Regions from separate parts of the Homo sapiens genome. Here all the other regions are linked to region 2. A link is an interaction called in ENCODE POLR2A ChIA-PET data of the cell type or tissue named here. Cell type or tissue: MCF 10A. All regions are shown on one strand. Links, peaks and the distances in the headings refer to the core of each region. The heading gives the core; the rest is flanking DNA.

Region 1 (5,549 bases), core at 225-5,224, 90 kb before region 2:
TTTTGATTAACTATTATTTATAATAATCCATTTGGAGATTTTAAAAGTATATGGACATCAGTTGGAAATAATCTCAGAAGCACAGAAAATGAGATTTAAAAAACAATCAAGAGCAATTTTATTTTTAAAGGTCAATTCACTTATAAGAGACTCAGAGAACATGCAATAATTGCCTGTAACTACATTTCCATTGACTTCTGAGTGGTAATTTTATCTTTAACACCCCCTGCTGGTTTGCCTTATGGTTTTAGTGTTATCACTTTCTTTTTTTTTTAATTGTAATTTCATTAGAAGTCTGACATTTTTCCCGTCCTATTCTCTTTGTTCTCTCCCTCAAAAAATAAAGTGAGAGGGGTATGAGCAAAGGAAAAACAGAACAATCGATTATTACTTTATAGAAATTCACCCCTCACAACTCCAGCCACCATATGTAAAGGAAATAGGCTAGAGAAGCACAAAAGAATGAGGAGATATACTCAGGCTTTCTTTTAAGAACTTTATAACTTGTTGCATTACTCATTTATTCAAGGCCATTGCCATAGACTCTATGTCTCATATTACTCCACAGTAATTATCTGAAAGATAAACCCAGGAATGTGTAGATTCACAGGTCAGGGCCAATGTATGGTCATCCTTTTTTTTTTTCCTAGGGTTACAGGCAGATCAATTCAAAGCACTGCTTGAGATGGCACTTACCTGAACAGTTGTTTGTTCCACAAAAGCACCTTATAGTAAGTTTCTATCCTCTCATTTTACTTCCTACCACAAAGATCCTCTAATGCCCATGTGTGATGTAAAAAAATCAAGAAACAGCTATTACCTCATTTCTGATAGATCTGGACTCCCTTTTTGCATTCAAATAGCATTTATTGAATGTCCATTCTGTGCTTAGCACTGATCGAGGCACATGAACAAGATAGGCCATGTCCCTGTTCCTCCAGAGTTTCCAGCCTAGTGGAAGAAATAAATAACAGCAAAGGAAACAAACAAACAAACAAATAAGCAAGATAATACAACATAGTTATCAGCTCAAAGAGAACCATGAAGCAGGTGGTGGTGGTATGATAGAGTAACTAGGGAGGAGGTGGGGCTGTGTGGGGAATATTTTTGTTAGTGTGGTCAGTGAGGGCTGCTATTGAAGAGGTGCCCAGTCATTTACCTTCAGTCTTTCAACAAGAGTGCTGCAAGCTTCATTCTTCAAATCCTCTTCCTGCCATGACTCTCATGGCTTAGTCTAATGCCTTTCCTCTATCCTTTCTGCTTTCGGATCCTGGGAAGTGTTTGCAAGGGCTCCACACCCCCAGCATTTCTCATGATAGCCTACTTCTCACAAATCTACATTCACTTTATAATCATCTTTAATCCCAGTATCTCCATTATGGAAACATGAGATGAGATTGGAAATAAAAGGGATTCCTATTTGTTTCAACTATATTTTAAAATGTGCTTATTTGCATATGAATACAGATAATTCTATTGTGCTATTTGGGATTCTGCTAAAATCATCTCTTTGCAGAGGAAAAGTATTGCAACACCCACAGTAGCTTTCACTCTCACACAAAAGACCAGATTTCCAGAGAAAATGTTTCTTGGGCTGCTTTAGGAAGTCCAGGGCCAGTGATGGTCTTCAGGGTGGTGGGAACTTTTCTTTTCAGCCGCAACTGATGAACGTACATGTTATCTGGAGACAAGATTATAAATTTTCTTTGATGTCTTTGACTGAAGTAACTTTGGTAATAATGTTTAACCACTGGAAAACAGTTTTTGAAGTTATAATGCTTTCCTGCCATTACTCTTCTTTGGCTGTAGCTGATTTAAGCATTTCTTGCCTTTAGATTCAAATAGCAGGGCATTGGTTCCACATGTCAAATTCTGTGCATGATAAATCTATTTTCTCTTTGAATTTTTGTGACAACCTCATTAATCATGTGTTAGGAATGAGGAAGCTGAGATTCAGAGGGATTATGGCCTGGCTCAGAGTCAGAGGTACAGAAAAGATTTCACTCAAGTCTTTTGATTTCAGTTCAGCTGTGTACCTCTCAGGCTATAGCTGTCTCCTGTCTATGTGTATATAGCACTGAACTAAGTCTTTAGGAAAGTAATATGAAATTTAGTATTCAGGTAATCATCTTAATGAAGATTCCAGTTTTATTGGGACCACTAGTTACCAATGGAACAAGATGTTGAATATGTGCATGAATATATAGATATTAAATATGATTACAAACAAGAGGGCATATCCCTCAGGTGTTGGCTCCCTCTTCTCATATGCAGCCCTGAAGACACCACAGGGTACAAATATCAAATATAGCATGAATTTATAAAATTATATATAAAGATATAATTTACTGAAGCAACAAGAGTGTCTGGTATTATAGTAATAAAGAATGTATGAATTTTTACTGAGAAAAACATTTTAGCTCTATTGCTCTATTAAAAGAAAAAAGAAAAGACCTAAATAAATGACTAGGGCAATTTATTGTTGCTATTATGTCATTTGTCTCCAGATTGTTTTATGTATTTCATGACAATTCCAATCAAAATCACAGTAGGAATTTCTGAAATTATGGTAAACTGATTTTAAATTTTATAAGAAAGCATAAAGGCTCTTGAGTAACTAAGCAATTTTGAAAAAGAACAAAAGAATAGAACCATTTTACTAGAAAATGAGATTTGAGAAAGACATAGTAACTGATGTTATAAAGTTTAGGTGCAGAATAAGCAAAGAGACGAAAGGGAAAAATGAAAAGTCCCCAAATCAAACTGTGCATCTGTGAAAAATAAGTAATGATGGGGACAGCTTGACAAGTGCATAGCAAAAGAAAAGGCCAATTTAGAAAATACTTCAGAGAAAAGTATTACTATAGGGAGAAAAATACAGTTGAATCCCTATATTGACCCATTTAAAAAAAAAGCTCAAAATGGAGTAATTTCAAAATGTGAAAGGAAACCTGTAAAGTGAATAGAAGAAAATGTAGGGGAATATCTGTTTGCCCTTGGGTGGTAGAAAAATTATTAAATAAAGCCTCATATGCTCAAGCTGTCAAGAAATAAATTGACGAATTGTACACTAATCAAAAATGAAAGACTTGTGTTCAATGAAGGGCATCGTGAACAAAGTTAACAGTGACAAGTGACTGGTGACATTCTAGAAGTCTTTGCAATGCCTAAAACTTTAAAGGTATCAATAGCTAGAATGTACCAGAGATTAATGCAGGTCAGCAATAATAAAGATAGAAAAAAGTGATAGAAAAAAAGACGATGCGGATAGGCAATTCACAGAAGGGGAATCCTGAGTGGTTTATAATCTCCTGAAGACATAGATACTCAACCTAACCATCAATCAGAGAACAGCACAACAGAGCACTATTGAGATGGTACTTCAAATCCATCAGATTGGCAAAATCTACACAATCAGACAACACCAAGGGCTATTGAGTATAAGTTGGAACAAAACCTTTGCCCTGCTGGTGTGGGAAGGTAAATTACTATAGCTCTTCCAGAAAGCAATATAGCAATTTTTATAGAAATCTTGTATGCATGATCCTATGACTCAGCAATCTCCTTTCTGAGTACATGCCTCAGAGAAACTGTCCATAGTGGAAACTGAGGTGGATGGATCACTTGAGGCCAGGAGACCAGCCTGGCCAACATGGCGAAACACTGTCACTACTAGAATAGAAACAACTAGCTGGACATGGTGGCACATGCCTGTAGTCCCAGCTACTTGGGAGGCTGAGGTGGGAGAATAGCTTAAACCTGGGAGGCAGAGGTGGCAGTGAGCCAAGATCACACCGCTGTGCTCCAGCCTGGGTGACAGAGCAAGACCCTGTCTCAAAAAAAGAAAAGAAAATTTCTCTCTATGGACAGTTTCCCTGATCCTCATATAAAACAGTAAGTACAGTAAATTTGCAAGGAGGTTCATGAAAGAGTTTTTCAGGATGAGGGTCCATCCTGAAGTACATAGATGATGTTTGGTGTGTGCATTTGACAGAAAAGGGTGCAGCAGGCAGAAGTATTAAATTAGATCGACATGTAACACACAGATATCTCTCAAAAACACGATGTTGAAGGAATTAAAGTTAGAAATCAAGTAAGATTTCTAGCACAATGTAATTTATGTAATTTAAAAGCAAAGACATATAAAGACTTTCTTATGGTATACATTTATCTAAACAAACATTTGCAATTTGGACTGGAAGGACACACATTAAATACAGTAGAGTGGGTGCTGGAGAAGGGAGAGAAGTGAGAACTGAGGCTGTAGGGTGAAAAGGAGAAAATAAAACAAAAAGGGGCCCTGCACAAAATAGGAAGGATATGACGTGGACCTAAGAGAATGAGTGATTCAGTACTGCATGGAAACTTCCCAGGAGGGGAAAGGTCAGAGTGGTTTGGGAATATCCAAAAGGCTTTTCAAAAAAGAGTTGGAATATGAATAGTTATGGGTAAAGTAATTAGTACATAAAGATGATGGTTAATAACGTCCAGAATGTCCAGAATAAATGTCTCACTGAGAGTGAAATTAGAAAGAATCAAAATGCAATAGAAAATCCTACATAGACATGTCTACATTTTTCAGTAACATTGTATATACTTTCTTTTCTCATCAATCTTGTTCTTTTAAAACAGAAATCTATTAAAAGTGGCTACTACTATGATGCAAAGCTGAGTGGCAGTGCTTACTTTTAAGAACTTTTCATGTGTGTATTAGAGATACATATGTTGATTATGAAAAATGAAAATATAGTCTTATAAGTCTTCTACTTTAGTTTTATTCTTGACGTGCTTATTTTTAACAACCTTCCTTCCTTCCTCCCTCCCTCCCTCCCTCTCTCTCTCTCTCTGTCTTTCCTTCCTTCCTTCCTTCCTTCCTTCCTTCCTTCCTTCCTTCCTTCCTTCCTTCCTTCCTTCCTTCCTTCCTTTCTTTCTTTCGAGACAGAGTCTCACGCTGTAGCCCAGGCTGGAGTGTAGCAATGATATTGGCTCACTACAACCTCCACCTCCCAGGCCCAGGTGATCCTCCCACCTCAGCCTCTCAGGAAGGTGGGATTATAGGCATGCTCCACCATACCCAGCTAATTTTTTGCGTATTTTGTAGAGATGGGGTTTTGCCATGTTGCCCAGGTTAGTCTCAAACTCCTGGGCTCAAGCTATCCACCTGCCTCACCTTCCCAAAGTGCTAAAATTATAGGCATGAGCCACTGTGCCTAGCCATGAACAAACTCATGCATTGTAATTGAGTCCTTGTGTTGCTTATGGAAAAGTATACATTCATTTTGATTCAGAAAACACACAAGGCTGAGTGTGGTGGCTCACACCTGTAATTCCAGCACTTTGGGAGGCAGAGGTTGGCAGATCACTTGAGCTCAGGTGTTCAAGACCAGCTTGGGCAACATAGCGAAACCCCGTCTCTACAAAAAATATAAAAATTAGCTGGACATGGTGGTGTGCATCTGTAGTCCCTGCTACTTGGGAGGCTGAAGCGGGAGGATTGCTTGGGCCCAGGAGGTCGTGGCTGAAGTGAGCTGTGTTTGTGCCACTGCACT
Region 2 (5,549 bases), core at 191-5,190:
GGCCCAGAGTGGGTTTTAAGCACATTTTAAGAGGCATACTTCTGCATGCCCAGAGAAGGGCATCTGGTGAAATCTCTGTAAACCACTTTACATTCAGAATGTAAGAAGGTATATGGATGCTTACCTTAGAAGACTGAAGCCCTAGGAGATATGTTGTAGCTGTCTGAAATTATTTGAAGAGTTATCCAAATAACTCCAAAAGGCCAAAGTATAAGATCAATGGGTAAAAATTACAGAATGGCAGACCTTCACAATGCAGAGGTATACCATGAGGATTTTTGTCCTCAAAATACCCAAGTTACTTAATTTCTCCTGCTCTTAGTTTCCTCTTCTGTAAAGCAGGGCTAATAACAGTAACTCTTTTCACAGGAATATTGTAAAATGAAGTTGAAATAAGACATGTAAAGTGTACAGCCCAGTGTCTAACATGTAGGAGTCAATTTTAGATGGTTAGTATTTACTTTACTTTATAATAACTTTAAAAACACATAGAGATGCCTAATAATGGAAGAGATTGCTTTTGAAGGCAGTGAGCAAACATCCTGCCACCGAGCATTTCTAAGTGTTTGCAGAGGAGCTGTGGAAGGGACTCAACCACTAGGTGGGGGATTGGAGTCAGTGGTCCTCAGGGTCTCAGCCATTGAATGATTCCATGATTCTATATATCTACTGACCACTGTCAAAGGTGAAAAAGTCTCAGTGTTCTCCTAATCACAGCTGAGGATTCAAAAGCCAATTGAACCACAGGTTCACCCAAAGCGTGACTTGTTCCCAAGCATTGTCACACCAGTCCCAGGTAAGGACCTTATAGGTAGACATCTTTTGTCTTTGCCTACAGTCTCCCTTCTTCCACATTCATTTTACTAAGTAATTCACTCTTAATATCAGTTCATACAATTAGGGGGAAGCTGATTCCATCTCCCAGACCCAGAGGTTGGCCAAATGCCCAGGCTTGGCCAGTGCATCCCCTTCTCCTGGCCATGAAGATTTGTTCAGAGATATACATGTGACCCACTCAGTCCAATAAAAGCTTCAGGATGGTGCTGAGGCCACTGGGAGAGATGTTTTCTTTTTCCCAAGGTTGTTAATCTTAAGCCTGGAGCACTTGGTGGCATTATTTGAGAAAGAACCTAATAGAGGAAAAAAATAATTTGAGAGATGGAAAGAAACAAATTCCTAATAAGATTATTTTAACAGCTAGATCTAGGTACTCCTGAAGTATTCCTGAAGTTACCTAAGCCAGTAAATTCATCTTTTCCTTTAAGTCAGTTTGAGTTAGGTATGTCTCTTGTGACCCAAACACTAACGGCCAATCCTCCATCCTCCTGTCTTCAGGAGAATAATAGCTACAGGAGGCTGGGGGAAAGTTACAAATTACTTTGGGAAATTCCATTTGAAACAAGAGCCCGCATATGACTGCAATGACATGGGAGACCCCAAGTGAGAACCACTCAGCTGAGTCCAGTCAACCCACAGAAGGATGAGAGATAATGTTGCTTTATTGTAGAGCTACAGTAGGTAAGTGAAACACACATTCAATAATGGAATCTCTGAGAAAATCCTAGCACATACAGTAAAAGCATAGAGCGCATGGTTAAACCTCCATTTCTTTTCTGAGCTGCTTGGTGGCTCTCACTGATGTATGATGAGTCTATAGATGCAACATGTCACTAACTCATGAACGACAAAGTCCCTCTAGGGTGAACAACCAAGTTATAGAGAATAAGAGGCCTTTTAAGCCCTTTTGTCCACCTTTCTTCATATCAGTGGTTAAGATGACAGTCCTTTGTAAATTCTAAAGAATTTTCTTTATTCTTCCTCATCCAATCCACCTCTCTCTTATTCACCCAATCTGTATTCATACCCAGTTAATCTTGTTTTTGGTCATAAAGGGACTCTGTTACAATGTCAGGTAAATCCTTTTCACCTTCCTTCAAGGGAGGAATTAAGTCAGGGAAACTGTTTTGCTCCTTGGAGTAGTTGTTCTTTAAAATGAAGTTATTGATTAGGCAATGTCTATAAAATTAAGATGTATGTACTTAAGAATCCCAATGGTAAGACTTTATTCTACGGACATTCACAAGAGTTTGCTAATATATTTGTACAAGGATGCTAATTGGAGTGTTCTTATAATTGAGGAAGGAGGAAATGAATTGTCTACCCACAGGGGACTGGTTGAAGAAATGATGGTACATCCAAATGATAGAATCTATGAAACCAGATGTTTAAAAGAAAATGAGATAGATCCGTATGTATTGATCTGAAAAGAGCTCCAGGATATACTATGATGTGGAAACAGCACTCCTACCACACTGTGCGGCTCTGGTGGGCACCATTCACACTGTGTGCTATGGGAATATTGCCCCTGTTCAAGACACCCTAAAGTACAATGTGGTTGGTGTTCCATGAAGTTGTGCAAACCTGAGGCGGTTTTGGTACACTAAAGATGTTTAAGGACAAATGGAAATGTAGGGGTATACATACATTGTTTTCCCATGGGAAAGAAAGAAAAAGCACGTAAAAATGTGCGTTTAAGAGAGGGATAAGTCAGGGGATGGGAGCTTTCACTTTTTATTTTGTACATATATATTATCTAATCAAGTACTTCTACAATTATCTGAGGTTGGGGGAGAGGAGATTATGGGCCATTTTTTTTGTTTTATTCTTTGTATATCTTTTATTTGCAAATATTAATGTGTAGCTCTTTTTAAAGAATCCACTAAGCTTTTCCAAACACCAAACATAATTTTTGAAGATCATTCAAGTCAAGTTATCCACTTTTCTCAGGGAAAGCATATTTCTCATGTTGCAACCTTCCCTGTTATGATATACTTGTTTCTACTTGTGGCCCTGAAATTCTTGGGTAGGCACATATTTTCTGTCCCTGGTGCTGTTAGAAGAATGTGGGATTGGGGTGGCAGGTGGCTGCTGCTCCTCGCCTCCCCTTGGTCAGTCCCTGCCAGGTGGCCCACGCCATCAGACTCCTTGGTGCTGCTTCCTGCATGCCAACTCTCAGAGCTTGTTTAGAAGAGAGAGATGAGTCAGCAGATTTGCCTGATGCAAGACTGGCCTGGTGCCAGCATGATGCCCTGACTGGTTTCAGCCACCCAACTTCAGCAATAACTGGGAAGAGAGGGTCAGAGCCACCTCTTGGGTTCTGGAAATGAGCTCATCTTCTTTGGCTGCCCTGAGGAGACAGACAGCCTGGCCAAGGCTGAGGAGGAGGGTTTGAAGACTCTGAACCGAGTGCCTCCAAGCCAGCACAATGAGTGGTGGGGACGGCACTGGGAAGTATGAGGAACGCCAACACCACAATAATTGCAGGCGGGAGCGCCAGTTGACAATAACTTCTTCCTCCCCCATATTTCTCAGGAACACCCTCTGTTCCATTTCCTCTGTCTCTTCTTGGCTGAGGACCACAACTATCAAAAGCCAAAGACAGGAAGAACCAAACAATAATTCAGGTACATTGATAAAGTTGGGGACTTCCTCACTGCCAGCCCTGAATCACCGTCTCTTTTCAGCGTTTTCTCCTATTGGTCAGTTGGACTGAAGGAGCCCGAACTCTGAACCTGGTACACATACTCATGCCCCATCACCTCTTCTGACAGGTGCTGTCTCCATTCCAGGCTCTTCATGAATCAACCACTCTTCATTCGCTGGGCGGGGGCCAGGTGCTCTGTTTGACTGGGTGCTCCTGCTGACTGAGGAAAGCACCACCTTATCTCGATTTTCATGGTACGGTCTTCACAGCAGCCTAAGGGTCCCCTGATCTTTTGTTGCTTTCCATGGTTTTACCTGCCTTGTACTTGAGTCGCTCCTTTTCCGAGGCAAAGGTCTATCCCCATTGTCCTTCAAGGCAAAAGCCCCAAAGACATCAAACATTAGGAGTCCTCTTGCCTTCCATGCAACAACAGTACAATTCAACAGATGGTTTTATGCCAACAGTAGCTCCTGCCTGGGGACTCTGCTTTGGAAGAGAACAGTCTCCCCTGTCAGGAGACTGCAAATGCAGCTACCACTGGGTATATAAGGGGAAGACAAGTTTACTGACTGTCATGCTTGACATTGTAAGAATTTTGATCACCTATATTCCTCCTAACAATTCTGAGTGGCAAACATTTTTCCCTCTTTTTTCATAGAAGGGGAAACTGAAGTGTGGAGGGATTCAGTCATTTGCCAGGGGAAATCAGCTTAGATAGAGTCCCAGTCTGTCTCCTGCAAATCTCTGATGGCCTCCTTCTGGGTCAATGAGTTGACCCCACATGCTAAAGAAGTACAGTAAACAACTCTTTTGCTAGTGAACTTGCAGATTGTGTGTTCAGATAGACCCAACTTGCTACCCGCACAAATGCAAAGTGAATGTGACCCAGCCTATGGTTCACTCACAATGGGGCTTGGTGCCAACCTGGCCAAGAGATGGCAAGTCGCTACCTGTGGCAAATACCGTCCCTGCCTTAATCTTAATTCCATGAAACTCTCTCATGTAAGATTGAAGGAAAAACAAAGGAAGCTGCGAAATCCTCCCAAGCTCCAAAATTCAGGGCCTTTAAGCCAGTGGCCCAGTTAACATGTTCCTTCTTGTGATGGCAACCCCAATTGATATAAGCCATTGTCCTTCCAGGCTACGTAGGCCTGGCCTCAGAGCCTTTCCCTACTCATAATAATATGGCTGAAAGACTGCTTAGGGACTGCTGGCCCCGGGAGACACCTTCCTTTGGGTGACGATAGCAGCAGCTGTTCCATTTAGAAAAGCACTGTGCAGGCCTGGCTTTTGGCCCCATGGTTGTTATCATGAGGCTAGAAGGGAGCCTCTTGGGCCCCAGCTCTGGCCAAACCATTATAAAAGTCAAATTTCAAACAGAGTCAGCTCTCAATTATTCAGACTAATGGTTCAGTTTGTAGATGTTCTTCCCCTTCTTCACTCTGTCTCTAGCCTTCTCTTTGCCAGCTGCCTTTAGGCTCTCATCATTAATACACCCACCAGAGGAGGATTAGGCAGAGGACATAAGATCAATCAATGTTAGAGCCTGTGGGTGATTACAGTAAAGGATTTGTTTAAGAAGCAGGTGGAGTGTGGATTTTACGTATTCTTGCTAATCCCATTCCCACCTATTATGGACAATAGAAAACTGCCTTGAGTTCTTTGAGCCCCTCTGATTTGCTGTCTTGCCAGGAGAAAACAATAGAAAGACCAAAATCTACATGCCCAGAGCCAGGGGGTCCCAGGCTGAGACTAACTGGGCTGAGAAGGCAGCCACACCTGGCACCAGACCATCCTGCAGGCCCAGGGTGCAGTGCCTATCTACCCGGAAGCTTTAGGGTGTCCAAGGGCGAGAATACAGTCATGGGTTCTTAGTTTCTGTTTCTGGTTGGACCAGTAAAGCTCCTTCCTCATCCTTCTTATCTGCTTATTACTAGAGACAGAAACTAAAAACCATGGCTTCAGGCTGCTAAAAGCCTAAAACAAAACAAAACAAAACAGAACAACAAAAACAACAAAATAAGGCCAGTTGGACAAAGTTGTCTCTTACGGTGGACAGCAGACA
Region 3 (5,549 bases), core at 328-5,327, 140 kb after region 2:
TTGTGCCACACAGAATATGTTGCCTTGTGGGCCTCTGTGAAATTCCAAATGGGTGGCTCAAGAGCACTCAGTGCCCAGCTCCTGTGTGAGTCCCCAGACCTTCTTCATGCAGTTACCAGAACAATTGTTTAAAATGCAGTCAGATCGTGATACTCTTCTGCTTCTGGAGAGGCCAAATGTCACACCTTTGATCTTAGAATAAAATACTGATTCCTTCCTGGCTTTACAAGGCCAGGTGCTCTGACTCATGCCAGCCCCACCATGCCTGCCTTTGGTCACTTTTCCTTCCCCTTCAGCTATTTGCATTTTCATCCTTCGGGGACCTTTCTGTGGACTCTACTTCAACATTCTGTTTATTTCCTTTGAAGCACTTGCTTCCATCTGTAATAACTGTGCGTGTTTATCTGTCGTTCATTTCTTGTCTCCACCATTAGGTGGCATCCCCAGGGGGAGGTCCTCATCCACTTTGCTCTTTGCTGTGTTCCCGGTGCCTAATGAGCATTATTTGTCAATGAGTGAGTGAGTGAATGAAGTGAGCAAAGGAACACACTGAGCAGTGACAGACACCTAAGGTCACTCCATGCAGATCATAGTACTAGGTTATTTACATAAATATATAAGGAAGTTCCATCCATGGCCCATGGCATGGGAAGCAAAGAGAGGGCTATGGTTGGGATCAGGCCAAGAGTTGTACTTTCATCTTTGACTTACACTTATCATCAAAACCATTCCCCTCCCTGCTTAGAGAATACCAGCGAAGCAGACAGAACATCAGGAGCCACTGACCCACATGCTAAGGAAGCTGGAGGGCAGCAAGGAAGCACAGGCTCACTAACTCATCAGGTGCAATTTTGCGTCAGTGCTGTGGGTACCGATCCAGGATGCAAACACCAGCTACTCAACCAACCAGGAACACTTTGTGTTGATCCAATGCCTTCCCCTTGAAAAGGCGCCAGCACAGTTTCATAGGCACACAGCCCTGCTCAGAGGTAGGCACGTTAACATTCCCATTTTACAAATGGCAGGAGAATGTGCCCATGATCAGTGGGCTGGGCACAGTATTGGCCAGCAGGCTCATGTCCAGACTTCCAGGGGTTCTGTCTCCATCTTCACTGTGAGACGATCACAGCCTGAACAAGGGAAACTAAGTTCAGAACTGTCACCAGTTCCAAATCTGTGCCTGGGGAAGCCTGATGAGAGCTGTCTCCAGGAGAATTAGCTAGGGCAGAAATGCTTGCTGGGCTCCAGGGAGGCCTGGGCCAGACATCCTGGGGCACAGTTTTCCCCCTGCTGAAGTGTTTCTGGTTTGATGTAATTTCCGCTGCCATTCGTGGCCTTTCTCCTAGGCAGGATCCTGGCACCTGACTGAGGAACCATCCAAAGAACAATGTTAAGCCAGAATAAAATGTCCAAGAGCCTCCCAGGCCGGGGCAACCATCAGGGCGGGCCGATCTGGGGGTTCTTCAGGAAGGTGGCCAGCTTTTGGGCCACAGTGTCCAGTTCAGTCGGGTTGGTGCACTGAAAGAGGTTGCTGTTCCGGACGAAATAGTGTTTCAGGAAGTGCTGGCTCACGCACTTGTGCAGTTTCCTCACCAGGCGCAGAAATGCTTTGCTGAAGACCTGCCAGTCTTTAAAGTGGGGATATTTCTCGCAGGTCCAAAAGAGCACAGTCTGTGGAAGGGAGAAGTGCTGTCAGACATTGTTTCGGGCAATTGAGGAGGATAGCTTGGAAACAATTATTGAGCTTATGTGGCCTTGGAAGGAGGGAGAAAAGAGTTGCCTGGGCAGACTGGATCTACCATGAATTCACAATCCCCAACTTCAGGTGGGCCTTCAGTTTACCAGCTGGTCTCCCGCACCTCTTCCCTAATCTATTCCCTCACTCTCCTCCAACATTTCCAATGTTCACTAATCCAGGCAATGTCTTTGCCTCCTACTTTACGGGGAAAATGGAACCCCTCATCCTCCCAAACCAGACAGATCTTGCCTACTGCGGCACCCACCTCTCTTCCTCCCTGCTTCTGCCTCTTCTGCCTGTGGGGCTGATCCCTCCACAGGGCCCTGGATCCCATCTTCCAGGAACTGTATATGACTGATTACCCTCTTCCTCAACTGCTTTTCACAAGTTGAGAGCTCTCCTGCAACCCCAACCCCACATCTGCCTCCTGCCCTCACTCTTCCCTCTGCAAATCCAGGCTTCTCTGGAGAGTCGGCTCTATTATTTGTGGTCATTTCCTCTCCTCCCATTTCTTGCCTCAGTCTGCTCCAATATGGATTCTTCTCTCATTAATCCTCAAAGGCTCCTCTCGTCAAGGCCCAGTGATCTCCACTTTTCTAAATCTAATAGGCCTTTGTCAGCCTGCACCTTACCTGACCTTTCAGCAGACCTGGTTCTCTCGCCCACACCCTCCCTCCTGAGCCATCCTTCACTTGACTTCCAAGCAATCTGCTCTCTGGGTTTTTTCTCCTAGCATTACAGCGCCTCCCTGGCAGGCTTTTACTCCTTGGCCTGCCTTTGAGAAGTGGAGTTTCTGGAGGCTCAATTCTAGGCCCTCTTCTCCTCTCAGTCTACATTCATTCCTCAGCTCTATGTTGCCTCCACCACAGCAGCTCTAATTCTCACTACATATGAATGACTTGCAAATTTGTGTCTCCAGCCCAGACTTCTCCTCTGACCTGCTTATCGTGTATCTCTTGAGTATCTGAAAGTTATCTCAGTCCCAACATGCCCAAACTGAACCCCTGCTCTTCCTGCACAAACCTGATCTGCCTCCAGAGTTGCTTAACTAGCTAGTTGTGCAACACGAAAACCTAGGAGTCGCCCTTCTCCCTTACCGTCCCCAGTCAAGTCCTGTAATCCTCTTGTCTAAGTATTTCTCGAGTCTACCCATTTACCTTCACCTCCAGTATTATTCTACCATCCCCCTCCACACTGCCTCCACATCTCACTGGACCTCTGCAGTAGCGATCTCATCAGCCCATCCCTGTTCTTGCCACCATCCAAATTATCACCATCCATACTGCTGCCAATATACATCTACTTCCCTTCTCATCTAAAATACTTCAAGGTCCCATCCTGGCTAACACGGTGAAACCCCATCTCTACTAAAAATACAAAAAATTAGCCAGGCGTGGTGGCGGGTGCCTGTAGTCCCAGCTACTTGGGAGGCTAAGGCAGGAGAATGGCGTGAACCCAGAAGGTGGAGCTTGCAGTGAGCCAAGATCATGCCGCTGCACTCCAGCCTGGGCAACAAAGCGAGACTCCGTCTCAAAAACAAAAAAAAAATTAATAAAATAAAATACTTCAAGGTCTTCCCATTGTTTGTTAGCTAAAAACATCATCCTTAATGTGGTGTGGTTTATAAGGTTTGGTCCCTGCCTTCCTTTCCAGACTCATCTTGACCTGTGTCCTCCCTTGCTCTCTTCATGTAGCCACACCAGCCATTTCATGCTCCCTTCTACCACAGAGCCTTTGCACATCCTGCTTCGGCTGCATAGGGCACACTTCTTTCCCTTCTTTGTCCATCAGATCAAATTTCCCTAGTACACCCATTGCACACTCTCTTAGTCATGTACTTCTCATAAGAAGCAGCGACAACAGTAGTAGTTTTTATATTTATGTGATTAATTTTATCATTTCCCCTACTGGATTATAAACTTTATGAGAGCAGTGAATGATGCCTATTTTTATTCACTATTAAGCTACCCAGTACCCAGCAAAGGCTAGCCCATGAGAGGAAGTTAATAAACATTTATTGAATAAGTGAATTAATGAATTATCCATTAATGTTATGGTTTAGATATTGGGTTATTTTTATACAGTCTTTATTTTTTAGAGCAGTTGTAAGTTCATAGCAACTATGTATTTAGATTACGTTATTATGAATAAATGAGTTAGAGATAATTTCATGCAAGCGAAGATAACCTAGATACCAGAAAAAATGTTAATTCCTCTTGTTAATTAAGCTTTTATCTCCCTAAGCAAACTGGGGCAGTTAAGCTCATTATAAGCAAGCCAATGTATTTTGAGTGGGTTTTAGGAATAAATAAGGCAATAAAAGATAAGCTTTTGCTTCACATGAAATAGTCTTGGGGCAGAGCCTTTTTGGGGAGAAGGTGAGGGCCTTGTAAGAGAGTGTCAGACTTAAGGTGAGGCAAGGCTGAGTGCCACAGCTTCCTAATGCTGTTTTGCAACCCAACCTCTTCCACTTTCCTCAAAATGAAGATTTGGCAAGGATCCAGCACACTCAAGTCATCATCTGGGATGGTGTCTAGCACCACATTTATCACCAGCCACATTCATTTCAAGGGCAGGGATGCCTAAATGGGAGATAATTCTGTCTGTGGACTAAGGATGGAAGACCAGAGAAAAAGGCAGTTAGCACTTTCTGTTTATCTTACTCCAGAAATAGCCCACTTAAAAAAAATGCCCATCCTTGAGGATGCCCTATTGTGCCACACAGGTGGGTCAGGGAGGATTGAAACAGAGAATCCTTAAGGAGTTGCCTTAAAATCCACCAGGTGACTTAGGAGCCATCAGAATAGAAGTCAGCCCTTGTGGGGAGTACAGATTTGCAAGCAGCCATGGCTGGGAGATCCATGGTGGCCCCATTCAATCCTGCCTGAAATATTCATGTCACCGAATGGTATTTCCATCCATCTTAATTGAGAGGTAATGAAGTCAATCGTTAAGGTTATGAGGTTTTGATATGAGATAGACTTGAGTTTGCGTCTCAGCTCTGCCTCTTCTAGTGTGGCCTGTATAAAGGAAAGCAAGAGAAGCTAAATCCACAGAAAGAATCAAAGTATCTTCTGCAAGCACATGCCCTCCATCCAGGAGAACAGCCTGCGTGTTTTTAGGGAAGTGTGCTTGGGACACGTTGAGAATGTTGGAACTCCAGAGAAAAGCCCCAGTGCATGTGAATGAGATGTTAACAGATTCTTCCGCAGGTCAAAATGGACAGGTTATTGGAAAGATAAGAAGGTGAAGCAAGGTTAGTGATTTTGTGCGAAAAAAAGAGAAAAGTTGAGTAAGATGTGAAGCCACTCATTCATTTGCTCAACAAATATTTAATGCGCTACTATGTACAAAGCATTGGGAGAGATAATGGGGGTTTTGTTCACCTTCTCCCAATGAATAAGAACATCGAGTTAGGTCAGCATGCCAGCTGGACAAGATCAATGTGGTATCTGTCCTTCAATAAGTTACTTTAGAGCAGACAGAGTAACATGGGGCTGGAAGACAGTTTTGTCCATCGAATGAGAGAAGGAAGAGGTATGTGAGGAAGGCACCTCACAGATAGGTGACTGCCCCAGGGACTTGTGCTTACCTGAGTAGAAAGGGAGTCCATCCTTTCTGGGGCCAGGGAGGAGGGCTGAAGCTAGGCTTCACAGCCCACACTAGCTAGGCTGGGCTGGGGTGTCCTGCAAGAGTCTCCTACCTCCCTACTCCAGCAGGCTGCACAGAGCTGCTACATGAGAGTACACTTCACTCTGTGTGGTTCACAATTTGAGAAAGAGGGAGTCGGGAGGGTGGTCAAAGGCCCCCT

Evidence for each region. Peaks named below come from ENCODE experiments on the same cell type or tissue, not always from the same donor. Only the 100,000 strongest peaks of a DNase experiment are listed, where the experiment ranks them.
Region 1: POLR2A ChIA-PET joins it to region 2 with 5 read pairs; 4 of 35 experiments call an interaction of 5 or more read pairs at or near these places.
Region 3: POLR2A ChIA-PET joins it to region 2 with 5 read pairs; 1 of 35 experiments calls an interaction of 5 or more read pairs at or near these places.

What each region holds. Positions count from the first base shown.
Region 1 is chr1:116,355,643-116,361,191 of GRCh38, reverse strand. No RefSeq gene overlaps it. Among named protein-coding and RNA genes, the nearest start is that of ATP1A1, 15 kb to the left of the region's middle. In MCF 10A, for the core only: no CTCF peak of the experiment used is centred there; no DNase peak of the experiment used is centred there.
Region 2 is chr1:116,265,895-116,271,443 of GRCh38, reverse strand. No RefSeq gene overlaps it. Among named protein-coding and RNA genes, the nearest start is that of ATP1A1, 100 kb to the left of the region's middle. In MCF 10A, for the core only: no CTCF peak of the experiment used is centred there; a DNase peak (open chromatin) is centred at 3,083.
Region 3 is chr1:116,129,254-116,134,802 of GRCh38, reverse strand. MAB21L3 (mab-21 like 3) reads right to left here. Exons shown (of 8, transcript NM_152367.3): 8 at 1-1,671. The coding sequence ends at 1,438. Among named protein-coding and RNA genes, the nearest start is that of MAB21L3, 21 kb to the right of the region's middle. In MCF 10A, for the core only: no CTCF peak of the experiment used is centred there; DNase peaks (open chromatin) are centred at 2,772 and 4,222.